Regions from separate parts of the Homo sapiens genome. Here region 2 is linked to region 1. A link is an interaction called in ENCODE POLR2A ChIA-PET data of the cell type or tissue named here. Cell type or tissue: IMR-90. All regions are shown on one strand. Links, peaks and the distances in the headings refer to the core of each region. The heading gives the core; the rest is flanking DNA. Region 1 has its middle 860 kb from the start of LINC01966. Region 2 overlaps TEX41 (testis expressed 41).

What was found. Peaks named below come from ENCODE experiments on the same cell type or tissue, not always from the same donor. Only the 100,000 strongest peaks of a DNase experiment are listed, where the experiment ranks them.
Region 2: POLR2A ChIA-PET joins it to region 1 with 14 read pairs; 1 of 35 experiments calls an interaction of 5 or more read pairs at or near these places.

What each region holds. Positions count from the first base shown.
Region 1 is chr2:145,734,991-145,751,605 of GRCh38, forward strand. No RefSeq gene overlaps it. Among named protein-coding and RNA genes, the nearest start is that of LINC01966, 860 kb to the left of the region's middle. RefSeq lists a silencer at 14,161-14,240. In IMR-90, for the core only: no CTCF peak of the experiment used is centred there; a DNase peak (open chromatin) is centred at 10,331.
Region 2 is chr2:144,825,251-144,841,865 of GRCh38, forward strand. All of the region lies in intron 2 of TEX41 (testis expressed 41), which reads left to right. Among named protein-coding and RNA genes, the nearest start is that of LINC01966, 48 kb to the right of the region's middle. In IMR-90, for the core only: no CTCF peak of the experiment used is centred there; a DNase peak (open chromatin) is centred at 9,881; H3K4me3 peaks cover 313 bases; H3K27ac peaks cover 599 bases.

The DNA.
Region 1 (16,615 bases), core at 9,011-11,510:
TAATAAAAGCATATATATAGCATGTAGTTTATATGATTAATTACCCTATACACTAAACTAGCATATATTATATGATGGACTTGTAAGGATTACAAATTCTATGATTGTATATATATTCATATATATACATATATGAATGACAATATTTTGGTTTACATTTTAATAAGCACCTTGTCACATTTAATCCTCAATCTATCCATGTTATAATGCTGGAAAGATTTTACATGTGAAATCTTGCTTTTCTATATATTGTAAATCAAAGAAAATTACTGAGGTGAGTCTCAATCATTTTAGAGGTTCATTTTACCAAGGTTGAAGATGCACCAAGGAAAACGTAACAAAAAATCACAGAAACATCTGTGATTCCTGCTTTTTCCAAAGAGGATTTAAGGACTTCAATATTTAAAGAGAAAAAAGGGGGGCAGTAGGGGAAAGAGGAAAGAAAAAATATGGGGAGGGTAGATAAAAGGAGCAAGTTGTTGCATTCTTTTAAGGTTTTGATCAGCCTTCACTGAAGCCACATATTACAAATGAAAGGAGGGGGTCGAGGAATAGTCAATTATGCTCAGTGAATTTGTAGTTTTACATAAGATAAAGTAAACATAGAGTGGAGGAAGCAGTCGAACATGCATTTGTCTCAGTTGAATGGAGTAATGACTCCTAGTCCTGTCCTTGTCCCATACCTGTGAAGATAAGTTGTTAATGTATATTGTCAGGGTAAAAGTCAACAGGACTGTTTCAGGGAATCTTGGGAACCACAAGAAATTATTTTTTGAACAAATTGTAAGGGAGGCCCCTTGGGGAAGTATGTAGCCTTTTATCTTTGTAGCTATCTATTTAGGAACAAAACGGGAGGCAGTTTTACTTTATTCGTTTCCCAAGCTTGACTATTCTCTTTGGCATAGTGAGTTTGGAGTTGTAAGATAATTATTTTCATTTCACAATGCATATGTAATATATCACTTACAGTACATCTTACATACTGTCTATGCTATAGTGGGAAGCACAGGACTTGGGATAATGCACACAGGATTTGGAATGAGATAACATTAGGTATGGATCCTGATTACACTGGCTTTTAACTCTATGAACTTAAGCTTACTTCACTTTTCTGAGTGTTATCTTTCACACCTGTAAAATAAGGATAATAGCACCTATCTTAAAGTTTCATTGTAAGAAATAGACTGGGTTTGGCTAATGAGAAGGTAAAATCAATCAATATCAAAAAGTAAAAGAAATAGAGAAAAATACAAAGTGCCGAAGTTTTAATACTTATTTTCTAAAAGGTGTCTATTGTTATTTTTATTAACAATGCATATTTGCATATTCTATTGACATCACAAAAATATGCTGAAGGTTATGTTGCTAATGGTTTTACTTTTAATTTTTTAGTATTCATGTTATTCTGAAATAGCATAAAGCATATGAATAATAAATTTACTAAGACTATCATTTACGAATCCTAATTTTATAAATGAAACACGTCACCATCTACACAATCTAAGAATTTTAATGTGATTATTAAACTAGGGTTTGATGAGATCACCGCAACTCATCTCACAAAAAACTCAGAGACAAAGCTAAAAATAAGTCCTGATAATAAACTAGTGTTGCCTCTGACTAGCAATAAGAATCGGGAGTCAAGCAAAGCCCAAGACATTTCGTCAATACTAAGTAATAGTTTGTACAAATATAATATTATTAAAGCTTTAGACCTCTTAGAGTTGATCGTGTTAATTTCTACTACTTTCTGTATCCTATTTCCTGAAACAAAGCAACAAAACATATGCCTCCCATTTTTTTCTAATTTAAGACACAAAGTGGAAGAACTTGCAAATGAGTTACTGCTACCCAATTTTCTTATGGATAATTGTCAGTCACAAGAGATTGGTAGAGATAAACGGATCCTGATTTCCCAGCAATGTGAAGCTCCATGTTTCCATGTAGTATTGGGGAAGAGAGCATATGAATCATGCAAGTGGCAGCATCATTGGAGGCTCTCATGACAGTGTGGATCTGAAAACTGAATTATTAACATTGTTGCAAATGTCAGTTGTCAGATTCTCAAGGTAATCTGAGAATTTATTCCTGTATTTTTTCTATATCTGCCATTGCCACAAGGGTCATAGGTGCTGCATTGTTTAAGTATTCATCATGAGAGTTGCTATTCTTTGATGGCTTTGGAAAGAGAACATGGCCATTGTATCTCAATGCAAGCCACTTGGTATGTAGAATAGTCTGTACTGGAGGAACCAAATAATCCTGGGGCAAGACACATTGAATGGATAAGAATGTAATGATAACACATAGTTTGGATTTATTTATTCTGCTCCAGCTGAAAGGCTCTCTTAATTGTAGACTTTGATGTTAAAATTTTCTATATTAATATAATATTAATATAACAGGATATATTAAAGTGTCAAATGTATACTACATGACATTATATGTTAATAGTTATATGCAAATACAGTATTATCATATTATGTTAATATTAGTATAACATACTATGGATTTCAAAGAAACATTTTGTAAAAGCACACAATTCTTTAGATGACAAGTACTTTGGCGGCTGTCTTATAGATGCCTTCATTCATTTTCTCTTGTTACTAGAAAGCATACTGGACTTTTACCAAATAATAAGTGACAAATCTCATGTAAATTATTATTGAATGAATTAATAACTAACCTCTCAATATCCATGTATAGGCTATAGAAAATGACAGTTTGGGTTGTTAGACAAATAACCAACTCTCAGCTACTATTCATTAAAATATTAATCATCCTTAAGGTAACACTCACTAAAATACTTGGTACAGACAAGATGCTCAACAAATATTGGAAGAGGAATTGTTCCAAATTACCTATATATTTATCTAAAATATATATTTGATATGTGCCAAGTAGTTATTTCAAGGTTTTGACTATCTGATGCAAAGCTTTCAAAATAAAAATAACCACAGCATTAACAAAAAATGGTTTCGTTTTAGATAAATAGCTGGGAATATACAAATCTTTACAAATTTGAATATGAAGAACCTGATTGTTTAGCTTTTTTCATCTCATTCTATTCTGCTTATCATTGGAAAGATCAAAGTGGCTAACAAAGAAGTTGAATGTGAAATTATCCAAATTGAAAGGGAGGTGAAGCTCGTCATAAGTGGTTCTTGTGATTACAGCACCCTATGTTTGAATGCACCTTTTGTTTTGTTCTGATGCACTTTTTCCTTTCTGAATTCTAAATATCCTCATGCAGTCCAGACTACCAATAAATCTATAGTCTCTTATATAATAGTGACTCTGAGATATTTGGAAAGATATGTTGAATGTGCAGGTTTGGCACAGAAATTGATAGACATATGTGAACCCAAGGAACAAACTCTAATGATGGAGAGAGAGCATTGTAACAGGAGGATAGAGATAAGTATCTATTTCCCTGTTCAGATGGTATCATGGAGAATGAATTTACCTACATTTATAATCAGCTTTGCTCATTCTTTAAATATTCAATCAGGAAGAGACACTAAAACAATTAGATACAAAAACAATATCTTCTAACGCTAGACAATCTACTGCAGGTCTCATTTTCTTAAGCAGTGTAAATTGACTCATTTCTGAGTTGATTTAAACAAAATCATTTTTTGCACCACATGCCTTAAGCTTTGTTCAGTTCATTTTGTTTGGAAAGACTTGTCGTTCCCGATGGTGCTATTCTTACTGTCATGCACACACACAGAGTTATTTCTCCCAGAAAGCCCTCCCAGATGTGCAGCTCACATAGCACAGGGGATCAACATAGAGGATTTGGAGGCAGGTCACCTTGCTATGCAAGATTCAATATAGAATTCTGTAAAATGGCATAATATTAATTTAATAAAAGAGTTTTGAGATATGCAAAGCAAGTGACTCAGCACCAAATATTCAGTGAACGGCAACACCATCAAATACTGGTAGAGTATAATCTATAGTCCAAGAAAATTGCAGTAATTTTGTTTTCTAAATAAACCTGTGATATAGGCAGATTAGCCAATTTGTACAGATGAGAAAACTAAAACTTGGAAAGGTCCAAAATTGTCACAAAGTTGTCATTAATTGGTCCCTCTAGTGACAGAGTTTAAAATGCAACTTTTCTGGTTTTATCTTTCCCCTAAACTGAAATTACCTGTAACCTATTCTAGAATCATTCTCTGACCAAAACTTATCAGGATTGTGTTACACATTGACTTAAGGTTTCTGCTTGATCTAGAATATTTGTCTATATATAATAGTGTTTCCAAATCAACAAAAATGATTACCCAATATTTATGATTACGCTTATATGTTGTTATCTTTTCTTATCTCATGAAACATATTTACATTATTTATTTTAAAGATGTGTATGATAATTCCGAATTGTGGGTCATTTTGGAATTTTCGCCCATGAGATTTGGACACATTTTTATTGTTATTTCTATGCCAGGTAATTTTGAATAATATTCTGGATATTGCAAATGTTATATTGTGCGAACTCTGAGTCTTGTTATAATCCTGTAGAGACTGTAAATTTGTTTTTACCACAAACCAACCTCGTTGTGTTCAGATTGTAAATTTTGTCCCTTGTCGTCTGAGCTATCTCAGTTCAAATCTCAGTTCATTCTCACACTTTCTGCTAGGCTGATTTGGATCTATGCATTGTATTTGTAGTTCAGGGTTATTGTAAGATTTGTGAAGGAGGTTCAAACCTCAGTTCAGCTCTCAAAACCTGTGAGACAGGTTCATTGCTGTTCCAAAAATGCATAGTTCATGGGTTAAATTGAGAATTGTGTATAGTTGTCTCCGGAATTAGCATATCCCCTTCTTTGAGTCTCATGTCTCAGGGATTCACCTATGCCTTCTAACCCACTGGGTCCTCTTTTCTGCTTTTTGTGGTTCAAGAAGATTTGTTTCATTGGAGTTTCAGTTATGAGTAAAAAGAAGAGTAAGAGGAAACTCATGCTCATGTGAGTTGCTTCTATAATTTTGGTCTCCCATGCAAAAGTTTTATACTTTTATTTAGTTACTGGTATCCTAAGATTACTGTTTTTGTTGTTTTTTAAAATAATTTGTGTAGAGTTTTCTGTTATTGTCAATGGAATTGATGGGCTACTCCACCAAGCCAGAAATGGAACTGTACAATGTCACTTTTGATATAAATAATTAGTGCATATAGTATTTGCTTCTGATTGTGTTATTTTGAATGTTATATCTCTCTGTGAACATTATATAATAAAAGACTCATAATCATCACCTGATTCCACTGAAAAAAAAAATAACCTCAAATCATCTATTCAAATTGTTGCCTCTAATGACTATCTTGTTTTAATTTTCTATTTCACTATCAAAGGTGCCATTTCACAAAAAAGTGATGAATCACTCAAAATATCTAGCTTTCATTGAAAGTTAGTGTATTAGTCCATTTTCACAAGCTATAAATAACTACCTGAGACTTAACTGACTCACAGTTCCACAGGCTTAACAGGAAGCATGAGTAGGAGGCCTCAGGAAACTTACGATCATGGCAGAAGGCAAAGGGAAAGCAAATACCTTCCTCACATGGTGGCAGGAGAGAGAGAGAGCACAAGGGAGAAGTGTCACACTTTTCAAACATCAGATCTCGTGAGAGAACACTCACTATTATGAGAACAGCAAAGGGGAAATCCGCCCCCATGATCCAATCATCTCCTACCAGGTCCCTTCCCTGACACGTGGGGATTACAATTTGATATGAGATTTTGGTGGGAACACAGGAGCCAAACCATATCAGTTAATAATAATAAATTTATCTTATACATTTCAGTAATATTACATTCTTAAGAAAGGCTTACTACTCTAAATGTGACCTAGCTTCTTGCTTTTACTGAGAAATGGGCTTTACCAGATGAGAATTTATTCCTAGATATCTAGGTTCATGGAGGTATTCAGTGGAAACCACTGAAAAACATAAGAAACATGCATGAGGAAAATGGCCATTCTCAGATACAGAAAAAGGTTGAGTAATAATCCCAAATAATCTTAACTAGATAGATATCAAATACCTTTCTTTTTAAAAAATTTATATATCATACATATATGAATACATATCTGTGATGCTTGGGGCCATCAAAATCTTGGCTTCTGGTTTGAGGGTTAATTTTAATAAAGTTCTGTGGGTACCTGGCCCAATGTCAATCTGCATGGCTGAGTAAATCTTCCAATATCTATCTCTTGATCAACAATTTTAGGGTTGCTCATTCTGTATAGCCACAATAATTAACCTAAAATTTCTGTTTTCACATAGCTCCATATTAGCTAAGGGGACAGGGAAACATGTGGACTCCATCATCTATAAGATAACTCTTCATATGATGAAATTTCTATTGTTTCCCTCAAACCATTTCTCCTCTAGATTAAGCAATGTCAGTTTCTTTCTTCGTGGTTTCTATTTTCCAATACTTTTCTCACATTCATTTTTTCCACTGCCGGATCCCTTTTATTGATTGGTGGAGCTCCCTATTGTTCTGGATTTGTGTCATTCTGACAAGTTTAATCTTTCAAATCAGTCCCAACTAACACTTCACATGTTCTAAACTTTGATTATCTCCATCCAGTTTTTACAGGTTATGTCCCTGTTTATATATTCACTAAAATGTTATCTTCCCATTTTCTTCTTTTCAAAGAGCAAACTACATTGCTCTTAAAAATATTATAGAATAGAAACCAACTTGTGACTAAAAAGAAAGAAGAAAAGGAGTAGTCACTATAGAAAATAACTCTACACTTAAAGTAGTGTTAAATGTGTGCCAAGCTGACTGACATGTATGACTTGTGAATATATGCCTTGAGTTCCCTTCTGTCTGTGTAAGGAAACTTTTAAATTTAGCAAGAGTTCTTCATATGGAGATCTACTGCTAAGAGGAAGGAATGAGAACTGAGCTGTTTATGAATAGTTATTAGATAGATGCAGCTTAAGAGCAGCTATTCACAGGAAAAGAAAAAAAATAATTCCGAATAGCTACCCATTCTGGCTAATGGCTGTGCTGGAACATATGCAAAGGTTGTGGAGGATTGAGGCCATTAGCTCAACAATGCAGGCCAACAGAATACTTTTTGCCTAAAACATATACACAATCATGGCAAAGGTTTTATTCAAACATCCGGCTTAGACATTTTTTTTTTATTAATTTGAAGGCACAGCCTAAGGTGAGATTTAGTGTTAACAGGGTTAGTGCTTTCATGAAAGTCCAATATTAATATCTGCATTATTACAGACTCCAGGTTGCCATAATCAGGAAAAGAAAAATGCTTCAAAAATATAAGAATCTTTAAACCTACAAAAACCTGAAATCCTAGGCTGTCATTGCCATCTTAATTGACCTCTTCCATGGAAGGAAAAAAAAAGAGTCAAGTGGAAATGTGAGCCTAGATTTACAGTTTTAACTGTAAGTTGCTTATTTTAGTTATACCGGGACAATTTCACTACTTCATTTTGTACATGTCATTTTTCCTCACAATTATATTCTGTACGTTGATTGAACAAGTCGACATAACATAATGCACGGCAAAAAAAAAAATTGTTTTAAATTATAGTAACATGATACATAGTTTTACAATTGGAAAAGTTTTGTGTTTCTTTCTCTCAGAAGTAGAAATTGCCAGAGATAAATTTATAGGTTTTCAATTTATTAAGGCATCATAACAATTACTTCAGCCTATTAATTATTTGACTACAGTATAATTTGTATGACTTAGATTCAAAATCCAAAACAATATTTCTAAAACATTAGTAAGTTTTTATTGTCAGTGAGTTTCTCGAGATCAGGGGCTGTATATTTTTCCCTTGTAAATTTCCAGGGCCTACCATGGTACCCTGAACAATATAGAAGATACAACATTTATGATTATTAAGTCAATATAGAGCAGTGACAAATTTTTCTACTGCAAAATATAATGGTATTTTGGAATTCAGAGTTAAATCTAAAAGTAGCAATTAGAAATAGGAAAGACCTTATGTATACATTTAAGGTTCTTTCCAAAATAATTTATTTTCTTTCCACAGTATAACGTATTGTTATTTTTTCTAGTTCAGTTTGAACTCAGTGCAATGGTTGTAGCTCTCGCTGTTTTATTTTGCCCACAGTGAGTAATTTCTAATGCAGCATAACTTTGACAGAAGTGTACTGAGGATGAATGTCAACAGGGACCTAAAGAATCCAGCTGAATGGAGAAGTTATTCCCATGAGAGGGCAGCTTCTTTCAGTTCCTCTTCATTTCCTTCCTCACTCCTGCCTGGGTATTTCCTTAGATGATACCTTTTATGTGTATGACAAACTCAAACTGGCCAGCCAAAAATTCATTTACTGCAATTATTTTGCCTTCTCAGGCAGCACCATGTAACAATAACAACAACAACAACCAAAAAAAAAAAAAAAAAAAAAAAAAAAAGAAAAACAAAAAAACTTCTCTATCAGTTTCACTTGGCATGGAACATTTTTAAGAAAGAAAGAGGAAGGAAAATCCCAAATAGTAAACAAATACAACGTTAAAAACTACATTTTTTTTTCTTCTGGGAAATCTAAACCTGTGGAAGAACATCATGACACCTTCAAACAGAATGCCCCTAGTGCAGTTAGAAACAGTAAGAACTTCAAAATTATTTAACCTATATCATATTTTTAAACTGATACAAACTCTAACACCAATTCTTATTGGATCTCTGACATCATGAGAAGGATAAATGATTTTTTAATTAGATGTAGACACCACTGTGCCTAGCATAGTGCTGAAAACAGAAGGTGGTACATAAATTGTTATTGAATAAACAGATAAAGATCTAGCTTTGAAGAAGTTTATGGAGAGAAAGGAGAAGCAAACATGTTTATGATTTTAGGTCTCATTGGGGACATGAAAGAAAAGAAAATGTGTCAATCAAGATAAATTACTATAGCATGAGTCTTTCTTCCTCATAGATTTCCCTTCTGTCATTCCAAACTTTCTGTTTTAGTAACCTGTTTAGACCCTTTATCACAGAATGTAAGGTGAGGACTGTCATGATAAGAACAAGGTATGATAAAGTTTCTGAGAATCTGCCTTTTAGCATCACTTATTTGGGAAGTCTCTTCACTTTTTTTCTCTAAGACATAGAGTTGGGAAATGCTCTTGAAGTATGCTTTACATTGCAGAATATTGATATCATAATTAACCATTCTTTTTTTTTTTTTGAGACAGAGTTTTGTTCTTGTTGCCCAGGATGGGGTGCAATGGTGCAATTTCGGCTTATCGCAACCTCTGCCTCAAGTGATTGTCCTGTCTCAGCTTCCCAAGAAGCTGGGATTACAGGCACCCACCACCACACCCAGCTAATTTTTTGGTATTTTTAGTAGAGATGGGGTTTCACCTTGTTGGCCAGGCTGGTCTTGAACTCCTGGCCTCAAGTGATCTGCCCGTCTCAGCCTCCCAAAGTGCTGGGATTACAGGTGTGAACCACCATTCCCGGCCCATAATTAATCATTCTTATCTGAGCATCTCAAATATTATTTTTGAGGATGCAGCCATGTCGTTAACTAGTGCCTTCTTCCAAAATGAGAATCATATGGAATTCCAACCATTATGTGTTTACATCTAGCTTTGTTGTACATTTCTTATCTCCCCCGGGAACATGAAGAAATGATGATCACATGAGGTGATCTGGTTCAGACTTTCCAGCAGAGATTAAGCATTCTAGGAGAACATGACTGCTTGAATGAGAGCAGTTACTTAACTGCTCTCCCCATCCAGCAAGTGATGTACCACAAAATTGAAAAATAATGTAAGCTGACATCACAGAATGCTTATTGCATATCAGGCTCTTTGCTAAATTCTTAGTGCAAATGTTCTCATTTAACCTCAAGAAACTCATACCACAACCTAAAAAGGATACACTAGCATTATCCTCATTTTACTCATGAGGACGCTGAGGCTAACTAAGGGCTAGTAAGTTTCAGAGACTATTTCAAACACAGGCCTCCTGTGTGATTCCAGAGCATAAACTCTTCTAAATACTGTACCTTCTCTCTTATCTCTCCACCTACACCTTGCGATGCTGCCACTCCATGAGATCCTGCAGTTTATTTTTCTTTCCCTTCATTATTACAAGTCTCCTAACTTGTTCCTCTTCTCTGTCTATTCCTTTCTAGAACTAAGCCACTCTCCTTGATCTTCCTAAAATGCAAACACAGTCAATTCACTCTCCTCTTTAAAATCTCATTATGAATCCCTATCGTCCACAGTCCACAGAGGAAATGTCAAACTCTTTATCATTCTATTCAAGGATGCTTGAGTCATACCATGGCTAGAATTTCTGAGCAATGCTGCTGCTTGTGGTTTCTAAACCCCAGCCTCTCATATTAGTGTTCTGAGTCTCTGATTAATATAGTTGTCTACCAACAGGACCATACTTGAGCTTCAAATGGCCTGAGATCTCTAATACCTAGAAGCACTGATGATGCAGAGCATTGACCAATCCAGGCAGATTATTGGAGTTATCTGGAGATAACTGCAGATTATCTGGAGTGCAGTGGCGCAATCTCGGCTCACTGCAACATCTGCCTCCTGGTTCAAATGATTCTCCTGCTTCAACTTCCCGAGTAGCTGGATTACAGGCACCAGCCACCATGCCAGGCTAATTTTTTGTATTTTTAGTAGAGATGGGGTTTCGCTATGTTAGCCAGGCTGGTCTTGAACTCCTGACCTCAGGTGATTCACCTCTCTGGGCCTCTCAAAGTGCTGGAATTACAGGCATGAGCCATCACACCCAGCCTATTAATGTACTCTTTTTTCTTTCTTTCTTTCTTTTCTTTTTTTTTTTGTTTTTTGTTTTTTGTTTTGTTTGTTTGTGTGTTTGTTTGAGATGAAGTTTCCTTCTTGTTGCCCAGGCTGGTGTCCAATGGTGCAATCTCAGCTCACCACAACCTCCGCCTCCCGGGTTCAAGCGATTCTCCTGCCTCAGTGTCCCGAGTAGCTGGGATTATAGGCATGCACCACCATGCCTAGCGAATTTTGTATTTTTAGTAGAGACAGTTTCTCCGTGTTGGTCAGGCTGGTCTCGTTCTCCCAACCTCAGGTGATCCACCCACCTCAGCCTCCCAAAGTGCTGGAATTACAGGTGTGAGCCACCCCACGCAGCCCATGTATTCTTAATAGAAACCACAATTACCTAATACTTTTGCTGGGATTCTGTCACTTATCTTTAATAATTAGACTCATGCTTAACTGTCCAGACTTAACCATGGCTACTCTCCTCAGTCACCAATGTTCCACTTTTACCTTGAGAATTTGCCTGAACACACTATGCTGGCTTGTGATTTCTATTGTTCAACTGTCCATTACACTCCCTCCATTCATCTTGGAAAAAATTTTCAAACATTTATTCCTCCTCTTGTCGTCACCTGATATACTTAGGTGTTCCTCCTGTTGTGTACCAGAAATACACCTGACATTGTCTCTGGACTGTGAATACTTTGAGAATAAGAACTATGTCTTCTTCATAAGTGTATATTTAGAAACCAATGCATTTCTTATATAATGGATGCTTAATCAATATTTGATGAAGGAAGGCAAGCAGGCAAGCAAAGAAGGAGGAAGGAAGAGGGAAGGCAACCAGAAAGAAAAGAAAGAAGGAAGGATGGTAGAAGAGGTGAAGGGAGGGAGAAAATGATATTAGGAAACACTACACAGTTATTCTATCTGTGATACATAAAAATGCCTGAATCTCAGTTTTCCTCTCCTGTTTGATTAAGCTGAAGTAAAAGAAGCAGAGCCTTAAGTATGCTCGACTATATAAAAGTAAATAGAGTATATCATAAAAGCCAAGTAAACTTCTCAAAGAGAAATAGAATTAAAAGTCAAGTGCATGCCTTTATGTTTTCTGATTCCCGCTGTGATTTAAGTTTAATCTCTGGGTTCCTAAACAAAAATTTCAGGTAACTATCCACTTAACATTTTTCTAAGGATCTAGACTTGCAGTAAAGATACTTACTTACTTAAATAGACCTACTGTATGAGACAATACTATTAAAAGAAAATGTACTAGTACTTTTGTGTATGCCTGAAGAAATCAGTTTGCTAATTTTAGGACTTTGCCAGGTGGACTGACGCTGATTTCCAAGATTGTCTGGCCCTATGTCTTTCTTGACATACTAGAAAGGACATTTGATGTACACACTGTGATATGTACAGGGAAACCATAGCCCTTGTCCTGAAATGACTTAGGAAATAAATTTGTCTATCCCCACTGCCTTTGATCTTATTAAAAGTCATCGAGGCTTATTCCTAGCACTGAGAACATAGAAACAGGCATTTGATTATGCGCACATCACATGGTGATACGATGGTCTTGCCACGAACTGGAAGCATTCTGTCAAATTAGAACATTGATTTCAATTAGTCTTTGTAAACAAGAGTTACTGATCAACTGTTCTAAAATAAAATATTATTTTTGCCCTCATGGAGTATAAAATCTAGAAAATAAATGAGGTAAAAAGCAACATCAGTTAATGCTAAGTATTCTGAAAACCAATAAAACATGATAAGAGAAAAAACTGTTGTTGTCAGGGGAGGTGAGCACTCAATTATGGACTTTCTGAGAACGTAGCTTTGGATCAGAGATCCATAGCGAGGTCATGAGATTTTCCAGGGGAAGAATGTGCCAAGTAGACAGAAGAATAAGTGCAAAGGCCCTGAGGTGAGATTGTGCTTGGCATGTTCAAAAAATGGCAAAGAAGTCACCATTGCAATCACAAGATCAGCTTAGGGATAAGGTTGCAGAAAACAGGGAAGGCGCTATTACGTAGGGCTGCGTAAGCCATCGGGGGAAGAAAAACACTGTTTTTTACTGAAAATTGAGTGAAAAGGCAAATGAAAGTTTTAAGAAAGGTAATGAAATGATCAGAGTTATTTACTAAATGAATCACCTTGACTAATAGGCAGAGAATAGATACAATGATTGAAAAGTAGAAATGTTCTTGAAGAGAGGCAATGCTGCCTCGGTCCTGGGGTATGGCAATGACAGTAGCAAGAAGTGGTCCAATGTAAGACATCTTGAAGAAAGGGCTAACAGAAATTATCAATGTGCAGTATGAAAAAAATGAGGCAGAAAGGATAATTGTAAAGTTTGGGGCCTTAATACCTGAAGTAATGGAGTTACATTTTATTTGGAAAGGTGAGCTTGGGGAAGAAGCAGATTTGGGGGATAAAACTATATTTTATTTTTGTTAAATTAAGTTTGAGATGCCTATTGAGCATCAATGAGACTCAATGGAAATCTTGAGTCTGGAGCTCAAGGGAGAAGCCTGTGATAGATACATTTTAGGGTCATCCATATAAAGATGATATTTAACATCTGCAATCTGAATGAGACCACCAAAGGGATGAGAAAATAGACAGAGAGGAGGAGTTTCAAGGGCTGAGTCCTTTGAAGAGTATCCAGCAATCAGTCAGAGAATGGAGTGATTATATTGTAAGAATGTTGAGACTATGTCCAGTTGTTCTTAGAAACTTGTGCTGGAGAATTATACTATTGGTAGGCATTGGTTACATTTTCTGCCCTCTTTTTGAGGCCTCATGAAAGAAAGTTCTTTCTAGTCCTAGAACTATGCATAATTATGTTCCTCCTGAAAAACTATTTTATTATATTATGACACTATGAATTATAAAATAGTTTGTAACTTTTTTTTATTTACAGTTGCTTCTGAAAGCATACAGTCTAATTGGTTAGACACTCCTAGCAAGTGTAAAATCCCTTAGGGAACAAATTTTATGTACTAACCTCGCTTGTGACTCTTTCTTATCTTTCCTACCGTTATTTTACCTTTGTTCTGTTCCCTAAACACACTTAATCTTTAATTTTACTTTATTATGTTGCAATTTTACATACTTATGTAAGTTACTGTATATCATTTCTGGAATTAATAAGAGCATTAATAGGTTTATAGACAGTAGAGGATAGACAGATGATAGATGATACATAGATTAGATAGATTGGTAGATAGATAGATACATTGATTGATAAGGCATCGATAGTTTTAAACACAGTAAGAGTCACATATTTTGGTTTCAGTGGCATTTTGAAGGAAGTGTGCTGTTGTTGGGCAGTGTCTTGTGATAGAATGTCAACAGGTCTGTATCTGACTGATAAAGAAACTCAGTCGGTTTCTATTCTGTGCATCATATCAAGACAAATGCAAGTTACAGGATGTAGCCCTCTTCCCTATACTATTCTCCACTTGCATTTATTTTCCCTACACATATTGAAATCTGAAAACTAGGCTGAACTAAACATTAGAGAAGCTTCTATAGTGAGTTTAGCTTCCCTTGAGCCATGTGCAAATGAGCTTATTTTATACATATATATTTATATAAAATCTGCTCTCATAATACACATTGGTCAAAATGCCTTTGTCTGGTTTAAAAAAATAATATGTGCACTCCACCAAAAAAGTTCTACAGCTATTTTTCACTGTATGTTCAAACAAACAAAGGAGACAAAAAGAGAAACTAAAGATTATTTTTAATGATAACAAGCCAAAACTTCACCTCGAAATTACACGTGCACACTGAATTCTGCACATGTCCAATGGAAGCTCTCACTTAAAATCAAATTATTTTTCAAACTAAAGCTGTGAAGACTTAAACTGGGAGAATCTGAGATCTGGCCCCTTTTATAATACTTTGAAGTACAGCTGGGAAGTTAGGATTTCTGGAAACCTATCTTTGATTTCCACTAAATTTATTGCATCACACATTTCAATTTTGCCTTCATTGTGCATCCATTAAACCATTAAAAAGTATACAGTTCTTGCAAGGGGTAGGATTGGGAGAAGTGGGGTTGGGATTATATTTAAGTCTTCACTGTGGGAAAATTCCTGAGTTCCTCATACCCTGTTAATATTCAAAGGTAGCTGTTGATCAGTTATCTGACAGGTAGAGAATAATTCACATTGCCACAAAATTACAGTAACCTTTTTGGAAATGTCTTGTGGTTGAACATTTTTATTCCTTGGTCAGGCAAATAAGATCACCATTATATTCAGAGAGGATGCTTGAGTCTGCGCCTCCTGTTTAGGAGAATTAATATATTCTTAGGACAACTGTCACACTACACAAACCCCGTGCTATCTGCAAACAGCTTGGGGAAAATATTTCCTTAGGTCTGACATGAACTAGGCACCTCTTTTATGATACTTTTTTGGCAGAGAGAACCAGCCTCAACAAACCAGCTTCTTTCCAGTCATACTGCGTACACATCCACCACCTCTGGCCTTATTTTTAAACCCAATGATGATAATAATTTTAAGGGCTGGGAATTATGAAGGCTTACTTGGCAGAGTCTTCCTATTGTGAATGATAAATCAAACTTGGGGTGCTTGCCAGCAAAAAAGTTCTTTCTTATCTCAGTAAATAAGTGAGGGTGGGCCTGATAAAGGCAAGACAATTTGGTAAGAATATTGTGATAGGGGCAACGGGTGGGCTTTGATATGGTTTTATTGCCTGCCTCATTTCAGTTTTTGGCTCACACACATTTGTCCACAAGCAGTGTCAGTTGGCTTTTTCCTTTCACAGCAGATTTTCTTACCTTGTAAGTAGAAACCTACGTTAACCCTCTGCCAGTAAAAATAAGAGAAGCATTTTCTAAGCATATTTCTAATCAGCCATTCCTCTCAATAAGTGGATCTGTAAGACTGCAAACATAAAACATTGTTTTCTAGTCACCCCGATTTCCTAAGTGTGTAAATCCCCACATCTCTTCCCCTTTACAGCGCGCTCTCACTTGCATGCTACTAGTTTGCATTCTAAAATGCCACCTGTTGAAAATAAAAGTCTCATGATATTTGCAAATTTTGGTTCATCCTGGTTTAGCTTTACACAGCAGTCTAATTTCACCGTGCTTAGCAATTACTTTTATTAGTTACTCCACCCAACAATCATATGATGTCAGAAACTTCATCTATTTCCCTGTCTTTATCTCTCCCTCTCATTCATTTCTTTCTCTTTTTTCTCACATATTAACACACATACACCCAGTTATTATCACTCAAATCATTTTAGCAGATCTCTACATGTGTCTCAAAATATTCCATATAACTCAAAATAGCAAGTACTTGAAAAGATAGTTATCATCCCTCTGAACAGGCAAGAGCAACTGAGACATAGAGATATTTCTCTGATTAGAGATTTGTTGTTTTAGAAATAAGTTACATAAAATGTCCTACTGCTTTTAGCTGTATCTGTTGCAACTTTGAGCAACTCAGTTTCTTCATTGGATAATATGAGGGCAGTGGATGAGGTCCACAGTGTCTCCCAGGGATATCGTTGTACAGTTCTATTTCCTCCAGGGCACATGTGAAATAAGTGAGGGATCTTTATGTAGACACAGCTTATCAGTCCCAAAACAGTGTCCCTCCTGTAGATCACACATTTTCTGATAATAACCTGAGGGGAAGAGGGGCAAGGTTGCCTGTTTCCTGACATCCTGCTTTGCATACCCAAGACACCTACTTTATTAAAAAGTTAACTTTGCTCCAAAAAAATTTTTCCCTAAGTTTTTCAAGATTGATTGTTTCCTGTTATTGTTGGAGGTTTGCTTTCT
Region 2 (16,615 bases), core at 8,445-10,944, 910 kb before region 1:
TTACCTTCCCACCCAAGTCTATTGTTTTAGATGACCTAAAGTAGCTACCATTAGGTTGAGAGAGGTACATGAGCTCTAGAAAGCAAAAGATAATAAACAGACAATTAAACAAGCCAATGCAAGAGGTGTAAGTTTTAAATCTGAAAAAAGAATTTAGTAGATGATTACTGACTCGAGGAACTGAGTGGAAACAAATAGATCAGAAGCTATGAGTTTAAGGGAAGCACATTTCCAGTAAAATAATAATTGCAGTTTTACAAAACTCCGTGATTATGAAACACCCCTTGGTTCCCCAAACTTACATAGGCAGAAAATGGACAGCAATGGTTTTGATATCTGAAAGTTGTCGCTGAAAGTGTGCTCACTGAAAAATGTACTTACTTCAGATATGGTCATGTAGGATAATGGACAAGAAAAAAAAAACAAAACAAACCTTTTAACCAAAACAGCATCCCAGAGGGTAGAGTCAGAGCAATGGAGAAGAATGGACATAGTAGATTCTCCTGAAGAGTTGAATCAGGGACTTAGAACTTGCTGAACTCTGATGAATTGGGGTTTCACTCTTCCTGCCTAGCAGGATTTCATAATTGGAATGGATCTATGATTGCTGTATGTCTACCCTTTTCCTCTTTTCACAGTTGGGAACTTTGTGAGAGTTATCTTGTTTCTGCTTTACCATTGATGTAGAAGTATACATAGAGGAGGGAAAGAACTTGTCTTCTTAGTTCACAGGTCATGGGATCACAAGAAGCCACCTCAAGCTTGAATAGAAAGAAATAGAATAACTCTGTGACCCATGGTCTTTGAGCCAGATGCAATAAGTAGACTGTCTCTTTTTAGGATATTCTTAAATGTGTTCTATGTGTGGGAAGAAATAACATGATTATGGTGGCCAATAGGGCAGACAGTGGCAGAGACTGATACCCATTAAAAAAAGAATCCAGTCTTGTCTTCTTCATGATCACACAACTACATTTCCCAGCCTCTCTCACATTTACTTGTGGTCATGTGACAAGGTCCAACTAATAGAATGTGAGAAGAGATGTATATCACATCCAGGCCTGGCTCATTAAAACCCACTGCAAGCACTTCTCCATTTTCTTCTCTCTTACTTGCTGTCTTGGAAAGAGCCAATCTCCACGGTGACTATGAAAGCCATGTGTTGAATATGGCAGAGCCTGCATTAGCCTCACTCGAGTGACTACATGGAGGAAGGTCTATCAACATGTTTATCCACTCAGTACCATTATTTAAATAGCAAAAATTCTCTTTCATTTGCACCATTACCCATTATTTTCAGTCTGGTATTTTTTTAAAAAGCAATTAGCCGCCCCTAACTAATATAACTCTTATCATTGAATGCCTTTCTTGTGCCCACTGAGTTTAATAAATTGTTCTCACTGGGTATTTTTATCTTTTTTTCCTCTGATTTATGTACACTCTAGGAGGTGGTTTCAATGACTACTTAGGCTACTTACATTCTCTATAAAGTGATTTTTTCCCCTCTTGAGTTTTGTATCTTTCTCCTTGTTGGTAGTTTCCTTCCTATAATTCTAGTTTTATGCATGATATATCTGTAATATGATTTGAAATAAAATGGGAAACATAAGGAATTTTACCCCAGAAAATTAAAACAGAGTGAATATAGACTGGATAAACACATATTATGGCCTTTCCGCTTGTCTTCCCCACTCTGTACACCGGAAAGATAAGATTTTAAAAAATATTACATTAGGGGTAAAATAGTTCTGGGGTGTGAAGAAGATAAATGTAGGTCCGGAACAATCAGTCTAGACTTTTAGACCTTTTTAACAGCTAATTTGGATTACTATTCAATAAATTTGGTTGATGACTGTGCAAGCAATGTATACTATGACCCAACAGTTTGGATGGACTATGATTGTGCTATACACATCTTTTAATTTGGTTCTTGTTTCATCTTGATAGTATACTATGTTTTTTTCATCCTTTTCAACTTGCAATGCTGAAAAAAATTTCTAGAAAGTAGCATATTAAAAAAAGCCAGAGTGTTACTCATTTAAATAATTTATTTTTCAATCAGGGACATCAGTTTGATGATTAATACTCTGCATTCGTTTTCTCCTTTTAAGAAACCTGAAACAAACAGGCTTGCGCAGTGTATATATAATTCATTTAGGTGTTGAAGTCTGAGCCTACATTTGTAAGAGAAAATTTCAAACGAGCCATAATTAATATGTCACTTTAGGAGGAGCAGTGGGATGAGGGGGTGGAAGTAAATGGATCTACCTGATGTTCTTGCAGTGTATGCGTGGAAAGGAGAAATTAAAGTTAATGCACAAAGAAAGGATCAGCTTTGCAAGCTCATTTCTTTGAGTTCATGCCAAAGTAAATAGGTATATCTGTGGTATCTCCTTCTGGAGGTGTGGAAAGTGTAGGTTAAGTGTGATGGACTGCAGCACATTTCAGGAGAGGAAGCTTGAACAGTGTATTAATCTAGAAGGCCAACCTTGTTTTTTTCTTAGCTCCACTGCCATTTACTGGGTGAAATGTAAAAAAGCTATTTAGCAACTCCAGCTCCCAATTCTTTCTTGAATAAAGAAAACCAACAGATCTTTTTCTACCTCATCTGTTAATATGAAGTGAAAAATTGAAGCAGAGATGCATTATAAACATATATCACACTATTTGCTTATGTACATCTTCCTTGAAATTTTGATTCCGTCATCACTGGGATAGAAATTTGGTATGTCAATCCAGGTAAAAAGATTCTCTGGCAGTCCTTTAAGATGAATCTTCAAGTATTTCCAGTGAAATTTGGTGAATTCAATTCTTTTCCCCATAGATAGGGTGAGGAAGGGCTTCTGTTCTATCACTGTGATGAAATTTGTCTGGGCCACTCCAGACAGAAAACACCACTTCTTTCTTTATTTCTGGTTGATTTCAAGACCATCACTCAAGGATTGTGAATATGGCAAGTGATACATCTTCTAGCTAATCTTAGAATGTGACTGACATGTCTTTACACATAATGTTAGAACTTTGAGATGAAAGAGATTGGAGCTAAGAATCAGGAGACTTACTATTCTTGGTGATCAAATCCTTATGGAGGGTTGTGCCTAGTTAAGATCCTCTTGGAAGAGATGTCCTTCCTTAAGAAATCTCTTAAAGTCCCCTTAAGGAGATCCTTGGAAGACCAGTGGGCCCAGGGGAAGAAGAAAAGACAGTGAGCGAACTTGCAAGAACAGTGAGTCCCCTGTTTTTTGAGGAACTGTGGTTGGAAATGAGGATGTTTAGTCTGGAAATGAGATGCTTTATGGGAGCCATGATAGCACAGTTATAGTGTATTCTTCCAGAGAAGAAAAACAAAAATCAGAAGATGAAGAAAACCAACACAGAACTGGTAGTATACATTACAGAATTAAAATTCAGTTGAATGTAATGGAAATAAACATTCTAATAACTGTTGTTGTTAAATAATGGTAGTGAGGTTCATATCACTGACATTGTTTTAATAGATATTAGTACTACATTTATTAAATGTGTTGGCAAACTTTGGGAAATAAGTTATATCATTTGAATTTCAAAGTATAGGGTTAGGATAAGAGTGTAGACACAGAAATCAGATGAATTGAAATTTCATCCTGGATTCTGTCATTTACTATGTGGATGTCTTTGATATTTTATATCTTCAAGCCTAATTTTCTCTTCTATGAAATACAAATGATCACAGTATTTATCTGATTGGGTTGCTGTCTGTATTAAATAAGACAATATATTTAAAGCATTCAATACAGTTCTGGAATACAGGAGGTGATCAACAAATGAATAGTATTTATTCATTATTATTATTATTACTACTCTATGACTTTCAACCTGAAGAATTGTGTATGATGTGTTCTTAAATCATTGTAACAGATATTTTTCTGTGGAAGAATATCTTAATATAGCTAATACTTCAATTTTTTACCCATAGTTAGAAATATTGCAAAAAGTGTTATTAAGAAATCATTAAAATTTGCGTCTTATTCATAAGATTGCTGTTAATATTATGCCACATTCTGTGTTTGTGTGGAAAGTCCATATAACCCTTCCTTAATAAAAAGGACATTCACAAAGTAAGTGCTACTGATGAGCAAAATGGAGACTATCTGGAGGAAAATCAAGTAACTTTTCTACCTTTTTATAATATATCTGATATTTGCATATAGATTGAGATTTCCCTTACCCTACACTCCAAGTTTCTCTCTGCTGTTGTAGGAAAATTTTATGACAGTGGCTTTTTGGAAATTAATTATGTCATCAGTTACTTGTTCATTAATAAGTCATGGAGAGTTTGAGGAAGAAATGAAATGAACACAGGTTTTTATTGTTGTCTTTGGGGTTGTGAAGGTTTATATCCCATCTTGTCAAAAATTAGAACAAGTAGCTAGAGAATTTAGACAAAAAATTATCCAGGGGAAATTCACATTAATAGCCTTAAGTGTCTAATTAATTTAATGCTATTTCTTGCATTTACATAAACAGGTTTAATTTTATAGGAGTTTGCAATCTGTGATATAGGAGTTGCAATTTCTGTGAGCTCCTTGAAAACTCTTTCTATGTTCTCATCTATTCTCCTCTCCTTTCATAAATTTTGGTGTTAGAAAACTGTTAGTCATAAAAAGGCATTTATAGTTCAATATAATTTTCCTTCTTTTTCTTTTATTTTCTTTAAAATGCAGTTTTAAAAGTAATAAAATCCTTCCTTCTGTAAATCTTCAATCTTTTTTTCCTAAGGGAAGATTAATTTGTAAATATGCTAATGGATTTGTATAATATTAAACTTTCCCAAGAAAAATTACATTACTTCATATGAATGAACACATCTATCTTATTCAATTTATAAACTAATGGCTGAAAACCCCAAAACTGTTTCCTACTATGTGTCTTATAACTAAAATGACTGCAGGCACAGCCACAAACTTGGCATTTCACAGCAAATTTATTGGATGAATTTTTTTTTCAGCCCCTTTATTGAGTTTTCCTCATTTAGCTGTATTTGGATTGTAACTAATAAAATGCAATTCCCCTTACAAAAAGGTGAAAAAGTAAACATGCCGCTTAAAATAGAAGCGATTTCTAAACAGGAAGTAGACTAAAAAGAACAAATGCGTAGTTTAAAAGTGCTATCAGGAGTCGGGATGCTGTGATGGAGATGTTCCCACAGCTAACTTTCATTAAAACAGCAGAGTGACTGCCTGGGTTAGGCAGTGAGCTAAGGACCTGGTGGTTCAGTTAGGTAGCTCTTCAGATATTGTGCATGAGAAACTTAACCCCTCCTCATCTTGGTTGTTTCTTTATTACTTATTTTCACCAGCTAGATCCTTCCATTGCATAAATTATTTCCTGGAGTCAGGAATTAATACCTTGGTGCCCTGCTAGTATCCTGAGATGACCTTAAGATACTCCAAATTCTGAGGTGACGTTTGCATTACTTATGCATCTCCCTCTGAGGGACACAGTGAGAGCTGGCTGGACTCATAGGAGAAATATGCAGGAGGAGAAGGGGCTCTAAATTGAGAATTAACACGAATAGTTCCATAGCAGATCTAGAAAGGAACTTCTTGGAATTCTGAGAATTCTTCCCAATAATTAGATACTCTGTTTTCATAAAGGCTCTTTGCTAGTCACTTGAAATAATCTTCATTCGAGGGAAGATTGCAGTGAAGGGCAATTATGATGGTCATCTCACTTCTTGTATTTTACAGAAGAGCATATTAGGAGGCTCCCGTGCAATGGTGAAGAGAAACAGGGTCTGGTGAGCAGTCCCCACAAAGGTCAAGGAATAGTTGTAGAAAATAATTTATAATGATGTGACTCTTCAACTTATTTTTTTCTTTAAAACTGGGCCTTTGCTTTCTGTATTTTTGTTGACTTTTGTGACATGATTTAGGGAACGTGATTTAAGTTCTTCTTGCGTGGGTTTTGTTAAATGGGACCCACTGACTTCCTCCATGCATGCCAGTGGTGTGGATTGCATTTGCCAGGTTGTTCTGATTGCTTATAATAGAAATCCAACTTAAACTAGTTTAAGCTGGGTGGTGGGTGGAAAGGAAGAATGTATTGGCTTGGCTAATTGAAAGTCTCAGGAATATAGCTAGAATCAGACATCGTTGCATCCTGGGGCTCACATTATGCCACTAGGGGCTGGTTGGCTTCCATCTCCCAACTCAACTTCCCTTGGTTTGGTTTTATTTTTAGTCAATTACCTGTGGCCACCAACTTGTCCAGTCATACATTGAGTTTCTCTTTTGCACCGATCCTAGAAAATCCTAGGGCTGTCACTATCCATCTTCAACCATGTGCCCACCCTTGGAGCTAGCCTGTGAGGGTCAGTTTCTCTCTACTCACAAAGAGTCTGAGTGGGAGAATAATTCTTCAGAGCAAAGTAGAACAACTCATTCTAGATACAGGAGGAATGTGTGCTGTGCAGTCAAAAAGGACATGTCTCTACCACCATTATGAATGAATGAAGAGGCATGACATAATAAACAGCTAGGAAAAGGGACCCAAATGACAAGACCATAACAAAAGGGACATCTTGCTATCACATGAAGACTGCCTAGGTCATTCTTTGTTGGGCTCATGCCATTCAAAGTGATGTGGTTGATTGAAATGTTATCTAAGCGGGTCTAGATGTAGCTGGGAAATAAGGCATATCCTTGGCTTATGAGCAGCTTTATAATGTTCTGTGTTTTGTGTCTTCCAACTAGAATACAACTTTTCCAAAAACAGGCACTGTATTATACTCTACTGTACTTCTCTAAGAACATAGCACAGTGCTGGCCACAGAGCAAACATTAAGTACAGACTTCTGATGGATTCATTTCAGCTGTTTGTAATGCTTATCACACAAGGATTTCTCTCAAAAACCATCCTCACTGACAGCTACTTTTGCTTCCCATTTTTCCATATTACTTGAGGAGTCTGAATATGTCCTTTTAATGTGCCTCCAGGTTTCTGTGCTTTCTCTCACACCACCAACGCTCTGTCTGGCAGAAGCTGAGACCACGGCTGCTGTCTTTCTTCCCATACTGAAAGGCTGTGCTGCACAAAGTATTGCTTCATGCTGCTTTCCTGATCCACTTTGCATAACTGCCTCGAAGAAAGCACTTTTATGGATAATCCAAAGAGGGAAATATATTGAACATTACTTTACTTTAGCATATTTTATGGGTTAAATCCATTAAAAATACTATTACAGTGAAATTCTCTATAGAGCAAGCATTTCTCCAATTCTAACAGTGTTCAACTAGTTTTAAAGCATATTTCATACCTTGTAATTAGAAAACAACCAAATCATTAAGATAGTTTCCTAAGAACATAGATTGTAGAGGTCTGTCAGAGTTCTTGATTCAGTTTATGGAAGGGGCCTTAGAGATAATATAATCCTGGATAAGAAATAGATTCATCTTGTGTGCCAGATTTGATCAGTTGATGGTGGCTGCCTGGAGAGCTGTGTTAAGAAATAATATATGGCTAAGTCCAGACTCAGTGGAAAAAAGTGCCGGGGTTGATTTTTTTAAATGTCTACCACAGTTAAAGAAGGGAAGAGTAGCACCATATGTACCACCTATTTGCCGACTGGGCACAGTCTCTTATTTTACAAAATTAGAGAAATTAGTCCAAGATTACATTACTAGTTAGTAGCAGAGCCCAGTCTTTTTAGCTCAGTCTCTCAATATTCCCTCAAAGGCTCTTTTCAAATGTGTTAACTGAGAGAGGCCTGCAAAAGTAGTCAAATGGAGCTTGGTATATCATCTAACTCCTGTAACTATTAGCTAAATGTGACATTTAATTAAATTATATATTCCTTTATTAACCAAAGAATTAACAAATATTTATTGACCACATACTATGTACAAAGCAGACATGGTGCTTGGCACAGTTGATGAAGATGACATCTCAATTTGTTCTTCAGTGGTTGATCATTTTTTATACCAGAAAGGAGGAGCTAGATTGTGTCATGATTCATCTCTGGCTATGTTGTTTTGCTTTCATTCAGTACTAATTTGGTTCCCTCTTTGAATCTTGTAGTCTACCACCCATAGATAAAGGAGAAGTGTTTCACTAATATCCTGTGTATATTGTCTACTTTGCTAAAAAAGTACTACCCTTTGGACTCTATGATAAATCTTGTAAAAATGGAATTATATTCAAGGGAATTAGCAGCACATTGTGGACCTAGTTTTTAATAACAGGTGTCTAATGTGTGCATGTGACATGCAAAATACGCTGATGCAAATGGATGATTGCATGTGCAAAAATATGCAGATTAATGTGCAAACAGATGTTCAAATAATTTCCCATTATTGCATGCCATTACCCTTTTTGAATGCACAACTGCATATTTTGTATACAGATATGTTTGCATTGTTTATATTTCATGTGTGCAATTTATACACATCTTTTCAAGGACTAGTCTCCATCATGTCCCTAATTGGGAAGCCTTAACCTTCCAATGCATTTTCCATTCCCTGAGAGAGTTCTCCGCACAAAAAGGAAAATACTATGATTTACCATTAGAAAGCTCAATATTACCAGAAGATAAATGCTAATTTTTATCTGTCTCTCTTTGTTAGAAATGTGGTCCTTTCCTATCAATACAGCTTTTGATGTCAGTGTAATAAAATGTAAAATCTGTGCAGATTCTCAAACTGTCAAAACAACAGTATGCACTTAACGAAACTTATCTAGCTCTTGGTAAGTATTTAATTTTTTTTTTGTTTTGTTAGTTTTTCTTACATCTTCATTCCTGCAGTTATCAGTGCTCAGAGATAGCCCCATGAAATATATCTTTGATTTTGAGGTAAAAGAAATCTTGGCTTACGATGGACTCTTTTAGGGATTATTTTTCTGGACAATTTTAGATATGAGATCAAAAAATGGAAAATAAAATAAGGTTATAATCTCATTTTTATGCCAAGCATTTTAGATGATTGGCTGTAAATAGCTATATTTCATTACTAAGTTGGTTTAGTGCAATTCATATATATCATTTGAAAACTAAAATCACAGAGGCTTTATATCTTTCTCTGGTAGTTGTTCCTAACATGATATTTTCAAATACTCCAAAGTATATATTTCTAGAATATTTCACCATATCACCGTTTTCGTCAAGCTGAGTTTTGGCATTAATTGATTCAACATTTTCATGTATTACTTCATTAATAGGACACTTTATTCTGCTATCATTTTTTTTCAAATTATCCCCTCCTCAAAACGCTGAAACGCATACTGCCCCACCCCCACCAGAATGGAGAGGTATCCATATCTATGTTTAAACAGCACTTAAATAATAGTTCAGGCAAGTTGGGGGAGGTAGTGGTGGGGGAGTGGAAAGAAGAAAACACAGATGATTCTATAGAGAATTACTCCTCTGTTTTATAAAGAAAAATTATGGTGAATCATCTATTATTATGCAACTGGTAAGGTAACTATTAAAATACAGTCTCATATATTGCTACAATTTAAAAAAGTAAATGTGGTGGGGGAATTCAGTATGGTTGTTATTACTCTAAATATAGACATAGAGGTTGTGTTGGAAAGTAATATTTAAGATATAGCATCTCATTCGTGATCTCTGAAGAAAAAGTTGAACATGTTTTCCACGCTGAAACCCGAAGCAAAGCGGAGACAAGAGTTAAATGTTTGTTGGCTTTTGAGGTGCCCCTCCTCCGATGCCACTTATTATTATGAGTTCTGAGGCATTAAATCTAAAGGCCCATCAACTCACATCTTCCAGCCCTGACTGTCTGTGGACAGGACCCTGTCTGTCTGTTTCCTCTATTGCACTATTTTGTTTGTACTACTGTAATCATTTTGCTGGCCCAGATCTGTGTGGGTGTGCTGGCAGCTTTACAACAAAGTTACATGGGAACAGAGTTAAGGTTGAATATTTATTAGAAGAAGCCATCTGGCGTCAGGCTGTCTGTACAGGGGGGCTCGTTTCTTTAGTAGGCTCTCCTCTTTCTCTAGAGCTCTTCCTCCCTTTCTCTGTCCCGTGCTCTCTCCCCCTGCTCCTCATTTCACAGTTCTGAAGAAGTTGAATGTGCCTCTCTAACCCATTAATTTTGTCCTTTGCATTTATGCTCTTACAAAAAAATCGCCAGATCGTTCTGTTTCTTTTAAATTTGTTCTTGTTTCTTGGAGGCAGCTTGTTGCTTGTTTCCATGCTGACAGTGCCCACTGAGGGACACCAATAGAAGGCAGCAGGTCCCCAACAGCAGAATAGTGGCTTCACAGGTGGGCTTACAAGTTGCCCTAAACATCCATTTTCTGTTTCTGGTTTTCTTTTCCTTTTTTCTTTTTCTTTCTTTTCTTTTTTTTTTTTCCTTTTTTTCCTCAAGTGGGCAAACTGTATAAAAGCATCTCTCTCTGGAGCCAGGTTAATGTCCACACAGGCAATAAGATGCATTCCTAGAGGATAAGTCATTTCCTCAGCCTTTGCCATCTTGCTGCACCTCAGCATCTTAATTGATTACCAACTTGTCTTTGAGGTGTTTAGTTCCTTCATTTACCATTTTTGTATGAGTCAGTTGTTTGTTTTCCTTTTCTGTGAATGTTCCTTTCTTTCCTTTTTTTTTTTGTTGTAGCTACAACTCCCTCTGCCTCTGTGTGTTCTTCACCACTCCCCCAACAGCATCTGCTGAGAGCCTTCCTCAGCTCATGTAGCTTGTCCCATAGCTGTAAGTGTGCTTCACAAGATGCCATTATCACCAACTTGATTGAGTGATGCCTATTTTAAAATACACAGGGTATGTAACTCATGCAGCCAGACAGAGGGAGGCTCATGAGCCCAGCATCACCACTACACTTGAAAATCCATTCAGATGTGGCAATAAGTATTTTGTGAATGCAAAGGGGGCCTGTCATTCCTGTTTTGCTTCTTGTGGGATGACAGCCAAATTCTAGGTTAGCTTCAGTTACGTCCCCGTAAGTGAACTTCTCCCCCCTTACTCTGCATTGTGGGAAACCGCCCAGAGAGAGATTCCATGGGGAGACTGCACTATGGAAAAGACGATTTCTGTAAGATCTGGTAAATCTGTAGTAATGCATTTATTCTGGTATTGGAAGAGTGGCGATTTGTTTACTCAGTTCTTTATCTTTTCCAGAGTATAGGAGTTATCACAGCAATCAGAGGGGAGAAATTAAAAGATTAGTGCAGCACTGAAAACCTCCAGTGCGGATGGGCTATTAGGAATCTAAAGAGTTCAACAAGCCTAAATCTAAGTCAGCTTCGTAACTGCTGTCTCTGCTTCATTGTAGGGCTGGATTTTTTTTTTCTTTTCCTGAGCACAGTTTTTCATCATTTTCTCAGGTGGGCTATGGACTAGCCAGTCACTTGAGTAGAGAGCCCTTATTTCAGGCAGCTTCAAATGCCTCATCATTTCTCAATGAGTTCCAGCTCCAGGAGATTTCAGTGCTGGAAGAATTGCAATAAGCTATGAAACTTTATCCCTTCTCAAGACTCTTCCGAGTCACTGGGGAACTCTGGCTTCCACGGGTAATGGTAATCGCTCCACTCACTTAGAGAAGGAAGGTACCACCTCGGGGGTCACATGACAATACCAAAGAGGTTAAATCAACTTCCAGCTGAGGTTTTACAGATACTTTTGGGATCTTGGAATGATATTACCATATTATTGTGCTTTTACTCTTGTTTCTTTTGGCTCAGGACTGAGGGAATAGTCTTGTGTAATAGATTTACCCAGGGAAGGCTTCACCTGATGCAGGCAAGACTGGCCTCTGGCGTCACCCCGTTTTGGTTTAACAAATAAGAAGGGTCTCAAAGAGAAATGTTGTTGGTACTCTGAGACTTGTATTTATCTTTAATTTCTGGAAGACTTAGGATAAGAATGCAACACAGTATCTCTGGGGAGATGAGTATGGGATGAGAGTAATAGCTATTAAAATAAGAGAGGCGTTCAGGGAAATGACTGGTCATTTGATGCTTTTTTTTTTTCCCTTCAAAAATCTGCCTAAAAGAGTTACCTGATTCATATACCACTGAGATATCTAATTGTGCCTATTTTTAAGAACTTATGCATCTACCTATGTTTTCCTGCAAAGACTTAATTGGATAAAGAAATAGCTTTAACCCTAATGGTCACACTAATCATCAAGATTGAATTATGGGTTAATCACTGACAACCATAAGGAAAAAATAACTTTTTAAAAATTCTATATACCTCCTTCTAAAGAAAACAAGGCAAGGGTATAATACCTGGTGAAATTTTTTTCTATATAGCAGATTTTCTAGACTTTCTTAAAGAATGGATTATCTATTATTAAGGATGAATAAGATTCCTGTTCTGAAGGATTTAACAATCTTACACAGGAGACCAGCAAACCAATTACTAGCAGAAATACATAAATACAATAATGACCAAAAAGTATTAGTTTTCTGCCTGTAAATTTATCGATGCATTTTTCAGTATCTGGATATTGGAAATATGCCACATACTATCCTGTGTATTCTAAGCTAATTTAATACAGCCTTTCTCCTCCAGGACCTTACAGTATAGCTTGGGAGAAGGGCATTTTCATTCCTTTTAACCAATAGAATAGAGTAATTGCCATAAAGGTGAGGAAAATAAGAAGCTAGAGGGCATGGCCAGGGAGGGCTCCACTGTTAGGTGATAATTACTCCGGGTGTTTTAGGGAGGCTTTTTTTTTTAAATCAGTTTCCAAAAGGGCAGCCCATATATAGAACATGATCCATCTTAGAGCGTAAGACACCTTACAGTAGTAGAAAAAAAAAGAAGGCCAGGACTGGATTGCAGAGGATCTCGAATGCTAAGGTAAAGAGCATTTACTTAATTTGAGGGATATTGGGCATATTTGAGTAGATAGTGATGAAATCATAGTCGTGTTGCACCACTAGTGGCCAGGATTTGGGCATCAGGACAGTGTGAAAGAAGTTAAACCAGAGTTTTATGTCTTTAGAAGCAGATTAAGGTAGGGGTAGTTATATAACAGTTGGAAAGAATGAGAAAGGAAATGAAAGCCCATATATAAAAAAAAGATTGACCAACCTCAGACAGCTTACTGGATGAGGAGGGAAAATACAAAGATGCAGTCTAGAATTCTGAGTCTGGCAAGCATTAAAGCTTTGGGAAAATTAAATAGATATCAGGAAGTCACATGAGGAAAGAAATTGCAAGGGTAAGTTGAATATTTTGATTTTAGAAGTATTGAGCTTGAGATGTCTGGCCATTATTCAGGTGGCCAGACATCCCAAGCAAACTCAACCCACACAGCTGAAGAAAAGGAGGGGATATAGTTCAAGAGAGAATCAGCATGAAAACCAGAGATTTATGAGTTAAATGCATCCAGGTAATAGTTAAAGATGTGAAAGTATGTGAAAGTTTCAAGGAAAAGAATATAGGACATCAGAAGAGAGGGTGGCTCAGGATAGTATATGCAGAAAAACATTGATTTAAAGAATGAGAGGAAAAAAAACAACAACAAACGAAGTAAGTATTGATTAAAAAATGATGAAAAGATGACCAAAGTCAAACAACACAGACAAAGCAAGAGTATAGCAAGGATGAAGAAAATAAAAAATAAATGAATTTATCACTTATCCGAGATAGAGCAGGCTCAGTCATTGGTGAAAAGTATTCAAGTAAAAAGCCATTCTGAAAAAGATGCATGGATGGTGACAAAGTGAGAAAGGAAAGGTTGACTGTTTGTTCAAGAAATCTGGCAGCAACAACAGGTAGGAAATATATGCCCAGCTCAAGGGAACAGGAGAAAGTAATTTTTAAATTAGAGAAGCCTAAGCCAATTTGTTAGTAGAAGAAAGATTAAAAATCCAAGAGAGAAGATATAATGATAGAGCAATGTCCAAAAGCTGCCTTTGAGGCCTTTGCGTATTTTCAGGGGAATAATGTCTTTCCTTATTATTTCATAGGATTTAAAAATAGTATTTCTTTTGATGATAAAAGTAACACATTTCTCAGTGAAAGCAATACAGAAAAGAAAATAAGAACAACTTTTAATTTTCCATCCAGTGATAACCCATCTTAATCTTTGAGGGATGTATGTTTGTGTGTGTGTGTGTTTGTGTGTGTGTGTATCACAAAATTATGATTATACTATATGCAGTATGCAATCCCATTATTTTCAGGTTCTTAAAATTTATTGAAACATTTGATTTTCATGAAGAATGTATATACAATGAATCTATGTAGAGGTAAACATTTATTTAGTCATTCTTAATTTGGGGCTTTTAGGTGAGTCTGAACTTTGTGGTATTAAAATTATGATAAATATCTTTTTACATGTATATTTTTGCTCACCATTGCTTATTTCTTTAGGATAATAATTGGTAGAAGTAATTTCAGGAATAAAAAAGATAAACATTTAGAAAACGTTTGATATAAAATTTTCAGTTAAAAAACTTCTTACAAAAAGTAAATGCTCATAAAATATTTGCCAAATGGATAGATAAGTGAACAAATAAGAACACGTACTAACTTACCCTCTAAACAGCAGCGTATTCATTTAAACCCCAACAAACATGGAATATTATATTACACTATTTCTTTCTAATTTTGACAGAGTATCTTACAGTTCTTTTTCTTTTGTAATTAATAAATCTGCACATTGTTTTTCACATTCTTATTACCACTTTGTACTCCTATTGTAACTTGATTATGTAATTAGGCTTTTAGGCTTTACTTAGTGATTTGCGTGAGGGATTTACATGCTAGGACTATAATAAATCTGTAAAATATTTTCATGGCCTATTGCTTGCATTTTAATCGTGTTATTTGATGTGAGAATTTCCTTTTAATATTTTGCAGTCAAGTTTTTATAGGATAGACATGTAATTTAGTTTTAAAAGTTCTAAATAGTGAATTAATTATTAACTAATATTTCCCACTAATAGATTAGGTCACTTTTCTTACATTTGATACTTTTATGTATGAATTATGATTTGTTCCTGAGGTATTTATTGTATTCCATTTTCTGTCTGCTGATTTGAGGAAAGTTCCATGCTATTTTAATTATTGTGCTTCTATGATGCCTTTTAATATGTGATAGGAAAAGTTTCCCATCACATGCTTGTACTTTTCAGACTTCCACATCTATTCTCACCTATATATTCTTTCAGATACATTGTGTCATTGTTTTTAAGTTCAAAACAAATCCCATTGGGGATTTGTTCTGAATTCAGTATATTCTGGATATTACAATATTCAGGAAAAGGGCCTACATTTTAATTTATTCTAAACTTTATATCCTTTGGCAAACCTTAATTTCTTTCTTTATATACATTCAATATTTTCCTTGTCAAATTTTTCCTTTGTGTTTTACATTTTTTTGGTGATTATGAATGAAATCTCTTTATCTCTAAATCGTCATTACATAACATAGAAACACTGGATTTTTGTAAATATAATTGTACTTAGGCTATCAGTTTCTATTAATTATAATTTAAAATTTATTATAAAACTGGACTTTCCAGTTATACAATAATAAAATCTGCATGAAGGGATAAATATTACTGTTCAATTAAAATAGTTATACCACTTATTTTTATTCCATATTATGTTGCATTAATTGAACCTTCAGGAAGTTAAATATATATATATATATATGTATGTATATGTATGTATATATACTTCATAACAACACTTTTCAGCTATATACCTTTAGAATCTGCCATTTTGCTAGCCGTAAAGCTTATTATATACTTAAGCACAGTGTTAGATGCTTAATCTGCCATTTCTTATTTCATCTTCAAACTAGTACATGAAGAAGGTATTCCTCATTTTACAGCTGAGCAAACTGAATGGCAGAAAGATTAAGAAACTTGACTGTGCTTGGGTAGCTAGAAAATGACAGATCAGGTATTATAACCTACCTCTCACTTTAAACTACATGTAATACATGTATACTCAGTAGGTATTTGTTGACTGACCAAGCAAGCAAATGACTGAATGAATGGACGACTGAATGAACAAAAGATGTGGGATCAAATAGGACAAAGCACAAGAGATAGAAGTAAATTTTAGAAATCTCTTATACTTTTTCCCCTAAAAATGAAGGGATGGAAGCAAGCGAGAAAGTTTGTCCTAGCAGTAGTTTTGAGATGGAGGAAATGGAATTTAAGGACAAATATCACATGACTTTATTCTTCTCAGTGAACAAAGAAATGAAGTTGGAGTAAGGAGAATGAAGTGATTTGATGAGGGGTTGAAGACTAAAGACAGGAGAGATTGTTTGGAAAGCTACCATGGGAATGTTATTAGCAGTAAAGAAGAGATTAATAGAAGGATATCTGAATAGATGTGAGGATCCAGCAGGTGAAGTTTCAGAGTCTTATTCAGTCTGGGGATCAGTTGGTGGTGCTTTGTCAATGAGCCAAAAATCACATGTTGACTAAGGAGCTAGGCAAAGGTTCAAAGATATTAAGAGGAGAAAATAACATGAAATATGGAGTGCCTATATTATACATCCCTGAATCTGGGAACATATGCTTTGCTCCATTTTAAGCCCTATTTATCTTTTTCTTTTCTTTTTTCTTTTTAAGAAAGGAATAGAAAAATTTGCCTAATGGACCATAAATAGTATAAAACAA